Linked DNA regions of Homo sapiens: region 1 is linked to region 2. Evidence: read pairs that join two places in POLR2A ChIA-PET (ENCODE). Cell type or tissue: CD4-positive, alpha-beta T cell. All regions are shown on one strand.

Evidence for each region. Peaks named below come from ENCODE experiments on the same cell type or tissue, not always from the same donor. Only the 100,000 strongest peaks of a DNase experiment are listed, where the experiment ranks them.
Region 1: POLR2A ChIA-PET joins it to region 2 with 5 read pairs; 4 of 35 experiments call an interaction of 5 or more read pairs at or near these places.

Annotation. Positions count from the first base shown.
Region 1 is chr1:92,459,688-92,463,687 of GRCh38, forward strand. No RefSeq gene overlaps it. Among named protein-coding and RNA genes, the nearest start is that of GFI1, 25 kb to the right of the region's middle. In CD4-positive, alpha-beta T cell, a CTCF peak has its summit at 1,388; a DNase peak (open chromatin) is centred at 2,254; H3K4me3 peaks cover 273 bases.
Region 2 is chr1:92,554,656-92,558,655 of GRCh38, forward strand. The region is part of intron 19 of EVI5 (ecotropic viral integration site 5); the gene reads right to left. Among named protein-coding and RNA genes, the nearest start is that of GFI1, 70 kb to the left of the region's middle. In CD4-positive, alpha-beta T cell, no CTCF peak of the experiment used is centred here; no DNase peak of the experiment used is centred here.

The sequences.
Region 1 (4,000 bases), 95 kb before region 2:
CAGTCAGAACTCTCAGATCTCCCTTGTTCTCTATTATTTCCAAAGGTGACCTTTGTTTGCTTGAGACACAAAACCAGTTCCTTCATCTGAATTGTCTTTTACACCCTCACGTATCTAATAGGACTTTCTCTCAAATACAGACTTTGGATGTCATTTTCTTCATTTTGGGGGGTTGGTGGCTTTTGTCCTTAGCAGCTGTGGCCTTAGACTTTATCTAGGTTTGCAATCAGGAAGCTGTGATACTTCCTGAGACTGTTCTGGGTAAAATTTACACAATACAAGTTGAGTTCTCTTTCTTCACTTAGGAGTTGCTCTGGGCTCTTGAAAGGACAGGCTGTGCTCTGTCCAGTTTGCTACAGGTTGAATCCAACAGTTGGTAAGAACCAGCCTCTGTGGTTTACAGCTACTTGTGCTTCCTGAGCAACACTCGTGGAGAATTTGGAAAGAAGGCAATGATTAGGATTAGAGTCTAGAAAACCGTTAAGAAGGAGGAAGTTTATCAACTTAGTGGGAGTAAATCTCCAAACCACTCTCAGAATGCTAACACGCACAGTTTCTCTTTGCCATGACCAATCGTCAGGCTGTTGAAGGAAACCAACCTAATAGCAGAGGCAAAGGGAGAAGCTGGAGAAGAATAATCATTTAAAAATATTCACATCCTTTGACCAAATAAATAAGTCAGGAATGGACATTGTTAGGTGCCCCCCCCAACTTTTTTTTGTTGTTGTTGTTGAGATGGAGTCTTGCTGTCACCCAGGCTAGAGTACAGTGGCACCATCTCAGCTCACTGCAACCTCCACCTCCTGGGTTTGAGTGATCCTCCTGCCTCAGTCCCAAGTAGCTGGGCTTACAAGTATGTGCCACCACGCCCACCTAATTTTTTTTTTTTTGTATTTTTAGTAGAGATGGGGTTTCGCAGTGTTGGCCAGGCTGGTCTCAAACTCCTGACCTCAAGTGATCCACCCACCTTGGCCCCCCAAAGTGCTGGAATTACTGTGCCCGGCCCTAGAGCCACTTATTATACACAAGTTTTTCCATTTGTGAAATGCTCCCAAAGTTGTAACCATCATTCTGTATTTATTTCTTGACTTATAGACAGGGTCTCCCTCTGTTGCCCAGGCTGGAGTGCAGTGGTGCAATCATAGCTCACTATAACCTCCAACTCCTAGGCTCAAGCAATCCTCCTGCCTCAGCCTCCCACAGTGCTGTGATAACAAGCATGAGTCACTGTGCTTGACCCTATCACTCTATATTTAAAAGTTATTTCCTTGCTGGGTACACCTTGGAACTCTCTGATGAATTAATCTATTTTTATATTTATTGATACAAATTTTAATACTATTTTAAATACTATTAAAAGTTTCATGAGCTTATTATTAAGTTTGTGTGCTAGGAGTCTAGTTTCTGGGCCTTCATCCCCAGAGTGCTGTCTTTGTCTCCTGTTGGTGAGAGGACTTAAAGGAGTAGGAGAGGGGAAAATACACAAGTTGGAGTCTGTGTAAGCAGATTTGGTAAATGAAAATGAGAGAACAGGGTGGCCTGAGGTTTGGGATGATGTCTGAATTAGAGGTGTTCAGCTTTGCCAGCCTCCACAAACAATAGTAATACAGAAGAAAATGTCAACTCACTGCCTATCAGAAAATAGCATAAATAATGCCTTTGACGACTATAGTATCTGTTCTCTGAAATTTAAAGTATTGCCTCACCAAATCCCATAACACCTCCTGTGAAGTGAATAGGATAAGTATTAGCATTTCCACTTGAAACCCCTTATTTCAGTTAGGAGTAGATTAGGGGTAGGGAGAAAAGCAGAAGAACCAGATATCTAGGAAAGAGACTGCCTGATCCTCATGAGGCTGAACTTGTCCACACATCTCATGCCTTTTCACGATCACATGCCCAGAAGACCTGATTCAAATCTTGTCTTCACCATTTAGTACCTCTCTGAGTTTCAGTTTTCTCATGCATAATACAGATGTAATGACAATCATCTAACAGGAATGTTAAATTGGGAAAATATTGGCAAAACGCTTGACACATAATAGGTGTTTAAGATATGTATGATCTCTTCCCTTCCCCGACAGTTCACAAAAGCGAAATTATTATCACATGTTTTCTATAATTGGAAGGGAACAAAAGTAGTAGAATATCCCTAAGGTTGGCAGATACCACAGTCAAACCACACTCCATTTAAGATGTGCTAAACAAGGTATTTAAGAAAGTGACCACATGGGGGAATAAAAGAGACATTTATAATGGCAACCCAAAGAGGCAAACCCCACAAGGACACAATGAAAACTGAAACCACAATAATCTCTAAATAGAGAAGTAATAATTGTAGCCTATATTTAAGTGTACGGGAAGCAAAGGTTTAGGTGGGTAGGGTTGTCTGCCATGGCAATCATGCTTATTATTTCAAAATTTGTGGAGAGAACTAGAACTATTTTTTTTAAGTCACAAAACATTTCAGGTCTTTCCACTCTTATTGAAAAAAAAAAAAGTACAGAAATAAAAGAAGTAATAAAAAGTGAGGCTGGGGAATGGGCCAGGGCAGGAGTATACAGGTAGAATCAACTGTATTGATAAAATTCTTTTTTTTTTTTTTTTTTTTTGAGACGGAGTCTCGCTCTGTCACCCAGGCTGGAGTGCAATGGCACAGTCTCAGCTCACTGCAAACTCAACCTCCCAGGTTCAAACAATTCTCCTGCCTCAGCCTCCCAAGTAGCTGGGATTACAGGCATGTGCCACCATGCCTGGCTTTGTATTTTTAGTAGAGACGGGGTTTCACCATGTTGGCCAGGCTGGTCTCGAACTCCTAACTTCAAGTGATCTGTTCGCCTCAGCCTCCCAAAGTGCTGGGATTACAGGCATGAGCCACTGTGCTCGGGCAACATAATAAAAATTTCTAAGTGGATTTGAAATAGGTGGTCAAGTTACAATAAAAAAGAATCATCGATATCTGCAGGGAGTTCTATCTGCAATCAAAAATGAAATGTGTAATCCCACTTTCCAAATGCTGCCAGAAAACATATTTGCACTTCTGATTTTAGAATCAATAAGTTAGTTAACAAAGAATACAGCTTTGCCCCTGGACACTAGTAAGTTGCTGGATCAGGTGCCTCATACAATTGTACTTATTCAGGGACATAGAGAAGCCTGGTCTCCATCAGGCAGATGGAAACAACTTGGGCTATGGCAGCAAAGGGCACCAGGCAATGGAATAGTCCTGGGCTTGGGAGAGGTGGTCTGTAAATTGCTGCCGTCAGCAATGAGTGGCTAATTTCTTAAATATCCTTGTGAATTTTTAAGAGAAAAAAATACACCAGGATAGACTTAATTGAATGTATGTGATTTAATAAGGATAAGAATAATAAGATTATCAGGGTTTCCAGAATAAAATTTTGTCATGATCTAATTGAGAAATAAAATCAACCAGTGACGTGAGCTGACCCCAAAGAAATAGTACAAATAATCTGAGATCAGCCTTGAAAACCAGACTGCCTGGGGTTTAATACCAGCTGTGTCACATATTCACTATGTGACCTTGGAAAGATGGTTAACTTTTCTGTGCCTTAGTTTACTCGCCTATAAAATGGTGATAATAATGATAGATACTTTGTTTCAGAGGAATATTGCTAGGATTAAATGAGAAAATGTATGCAGAGCATTTAGTTCATTTCTTAACATAGAGCAAAGTCTTAATAAGTGGTGGTAGTTATTCATATTAGAAGATATCAATAATGATAAAAATAGTCATGACAGCGGGTTATTTATTGAGTGCCCACTCTGCACCAGACTCTTGACATAGATGATATGGTATATATATTTTTCCTGCAGATTTACCTTACAAATTGGGTTTAATATTTAAGGTGAGGTTGTGAGCAAAGGAAACCAGACTTTTCAAAGGGACGATGATCACAGTGAAACTGAAAGCATAAATTAAGGAAAGATCAGTTATGCCCTTTTTTTCAGGGACAAGTTTCAGGAATCCAGATTTTCT
Region 2 (4,000 bases):
TCATTTAAAGAAGTCATTAAGAATGAGTTTTTGCTGGGCACAGTAGTTGATGCCTGTAATCCCAGCACTTTCAGAGGCCAAGACAGGGAGATCCCTTGAGCCCAGGAGTTCCAGACCAGCCTTGGCAACACAGTGAGACCCTGTCTCTACAAAAACAAAAACAAAAACAAACCAACCAACCCAGGTGCAGTCTCGCACACCTGTAGTCCCAGCTACTCAGGAGGCTGAGGTCGGAGGATCACTTGAGCCCAGCAGGTTGAGGCTGCAGTGAGTGGTGATGGCACCACTGCACTCCAGCTGGGCCACAGAGCAAGACCTTGTCTCCAGAAAAAAGAAAGAAAGAAAGAAAAGAATGGGTTTTTAAAATATAAGTGGAGGCTGTAAGATTAAAAAGCAGTGTATGCATTTGATGGGCTTAAAGCAATTTTCACAGAATGGCAAATACAATCTTTCATTATCTACATGGGACCTTCTGGGTAGGGGGATAAAAACCCTATTTACTTGGTTGTATGAGATCCTGAAACTTCTGCATGGTACTTTACACTGCTCTAATTAGAGAAAGAACAAATTTAAGGGAATAATTTCTTTTATTAAGAAGCTGCCACACTGGGAAAACTAATACTTTCTATTATAAAAATATTCAGGATAGCTTGTAACTCCATACACTGAAGTTCTTCTTAAACATTAAAATTTTCTTAAAAGTTAAAATTCACTCACCAGTACAAATAGATAGCACTGTTTTTAATTCTTATTTCTGTTTCTAGAAGTAGACTATTGTTATCAATGAAGTTTTACAGTAAGAATGTTAATTCTCTTCTTGAGTACCACTCTGTAAACTAGGTAACATACTTGGAACTTTGTGTTACCTAAAAGGAAATAAAGACTGGTAGAAATAGAAATAAGAATAAGCATGGCCGGGCGTGGTGGCTCATGCTTGTAATCCTAGCACTTTGGGAGGCCGAGGGGCACAGACTGCCTGAGCTCAGGAGTTCAAGACCAGCCTGGGCAACACGGTGAAACCCTGTGTCTGCTAAGATACAAAAAATTAACCAGGTGTGGCGGCATGTGCCTGTAGTCCCAGCTACTTAGGAGGCTGAGGCAGGAGAATCACTCGAACCCAGGAGGTGGAGGTTGCAGTGAGCCGAGACTGTGCCACTGCAATCCAACCTGGGTGACAGAGTGAAACTCGTCTCAAAAAAAAAAAAAAAAAAAGGAATAAGCATGAAGTTAAATAAACCAAAAAACAGTATCATTCAGTATGAAATAAAGAAAAAAAATAGCTGCCAACAACTACAGAACCAGATGACTAAGTTCTTTTCTACCTTTAGTATTTTAGTTTTAATCCCTAGATGAAGAGCAATGCTGAATGAGCCTTAAAAAGATCTTATTAACCACTTTTTTCTTTCTTTCTTTTTTTTTTTTTTCTGAGATGAAGTCTTGTTCTGTCCCCCAGCCTGGAGTGCAGTGGTGTGATCTTGGCTCACTGCAACCTCCGCCTCCTGGGTTCAAGCGATTCTCCTGCCACAGCCTCCCCAGTAGCTGAGATTACAGGTGCACACCACCATGCCTGGCTAATTTTTGTATTTTTAGTAGAGACGGGGTTTCACCATGTTGGCCAGCCTGGGCTCAAACTCCTGACCTTGTGATTCACCCGCCTCGGCTTCCCAAAGTGTTGGGATTACAGGCGTGAGCCACTGCTTTAAATAGAAAAATACAAGCATAAGGAAAAAAAAATCCAAAGAAATATAAGAGGACATATAGTAAGTTCTCACTTAAAGTTTTCCATAGGTTCTTGGAAACTGTCATTTTAAGTAAGATGACATATAAAGAAACCAAACTTTTCCCCTCATCATCATAAACAAAACGACATTATTCATGGACATGTTATATGTCTTTCACTCTGAAGTCTCAGTTTCCAAGAACCTACTGACAATGTTAAGTGAGGACTTAATGTATTGTCATCTGATTGTTAAAGTTCCTTATTTCAAAAATTCCAGTTTAGTAACAAAATGAGTACATGTATTAAAAACTACATTAAGAATATCTAGGACATTAAAAATACTTTTTGATATATATTTAAATCCATAGCTCAGGTTTATATAAACAGATATCAGAATTTAAAAACTTAAGGAATATTCACATAATTTTTTTCTTACCCTTTTATTTTTTTTTTAGAGTTAGGGTCTCACTGTCACCTAGGCTGGAGTGCAGTGGCATGATCTTAGCTCACTGCAACCTCAAACTCCTGGGTTCAGAGCAAGCCTCCTGCCTCAGTCTCCCAAGTAACCAGAACTACAAGGCCCACACTACCATTCCTGTCTATATAAACATTTTCTAAGTCAAACTTCAGTAAAGGCTTTATTTAGATTTCTTTTTATTTACTCAAATTCCTAATCACCTACTTAAAAAAAGCTTCCTGTGACACATAATTTAACTTAGAAAAATTGCCTTCCCAACAAAAAAGACAGGATGACAGAAGACCTTCTGGGTAGTAGAAACCAATACAATGATTATTCCTACAAAGTAAGTTGGTTTTATCTACCTGAGTTTTATTTTGTTTATAGCATACCAAAATAGTTCTTTTTTTTTTCCAGCTTTATCTTGAAATAGCTTACATTTCTCTTTTTTCTTTTTCTTTTTTTGTTTTTTTGAGACGGAGTCTCTGTGGCCCAGGCTGGAGTGCAGTGGTGAGATCTTGGCTCACTGCAACCTCCGCCTCCCAGGTTTAAGCCATTCTCGTGCTTCAGCTTCCTGAGTAGCTGGGGTTACAGGCACGCACCACCATGTCCTGCTAATTTTTGTATTATTTATTTATTTATTTTTAGTAGAGACGGGGTTTAGCCATGTTGGCCAGGCTAGTCTCAAACTCCTGACCTTAGATGATCTGCCTGCCGCAGCCTCTCAGAGTGCTGGGATAACAGGCATGAGCCACCATGAAGGGCTGTTTCTCTAATTTCTTCAGGAAGGGTGTTTCAGTCAGTAGTATTTAGAGATAGAACATTTCTCCTTTCAAGTTCTTTCTTAAATCATCCATTGTTCTCTGACAAATCATAAAAAATTCCGAAGAAAACTTTTTTTTTTTTTCTTGAGACAGGATCTCACTGTGTCGCCCAGGCTGGGGTGCAGTGGTGTGATCTCTGCTCACTGCAACCTCTGGTTCCCAGGCTCAAGCAATCCTCCCACCTCAGCTTCCCAAGTAGCTGGGACTACAGGCGCGCACCACCACGCCCAGCCAATTTTTGTATTTATTTATTTATTTATTTGTAGAGACAGGGTTTCTCCATGTTGGCCAGGCTAGTCTCAAACTCCTGACCTCAAGTGATCCACCTGCTTCAGCCTCCCAAAGTGCTGGGATTATAGGCATGGGCCTCCGTGCCTGGCCAAAAAATCTGTCTTAATAAGTTTATTCTTCAAAAGGATCAGGGAAGTTTAAAATCTGATTTAAATAACTACGCTGAAATGATCCCTTCCTCCTTCTGGGACTCCTGTGTCTTCATACTCTCCAGTTTCCCGCCTATCTCCCTGGTGGTTTTGGTCCTCTCCTGGCTCTCTTGACCCTAAAGGTTGGGAGAACTTCAGAACTTGCTCCTGGACACCCTTCTCTTTATATATGAACGCCATTCACATGCCAGTGATGGCTACAATTATTTTTAGCCCTGACCTCTCTTCAGAATTTCAGACTCATATCCACTGCCTATCTGATATCTTCATTTGCAGTAAGGAATCTCAACCTTACTACAAATCTTAGCATAAAAATAGAGCTCTTGTTTACCTTTCTCTATGCTGGTCAATGGCACCAACCAATCATTCACTCAATTACTCAAGCCAAAACTCTCTGGAGCCAATGAATGTTTTTTGTTATGAGATAAACATACTTCTAACACAGCCGCATTACATTTCCACTTCTTCCATCCTTCTAAGCCATGTTTGATCTTATCTGGACCATTGTAACAGACTCCTGATGAATTTCCCTGTTCTCACTCTTTCTCTTCTACAATCA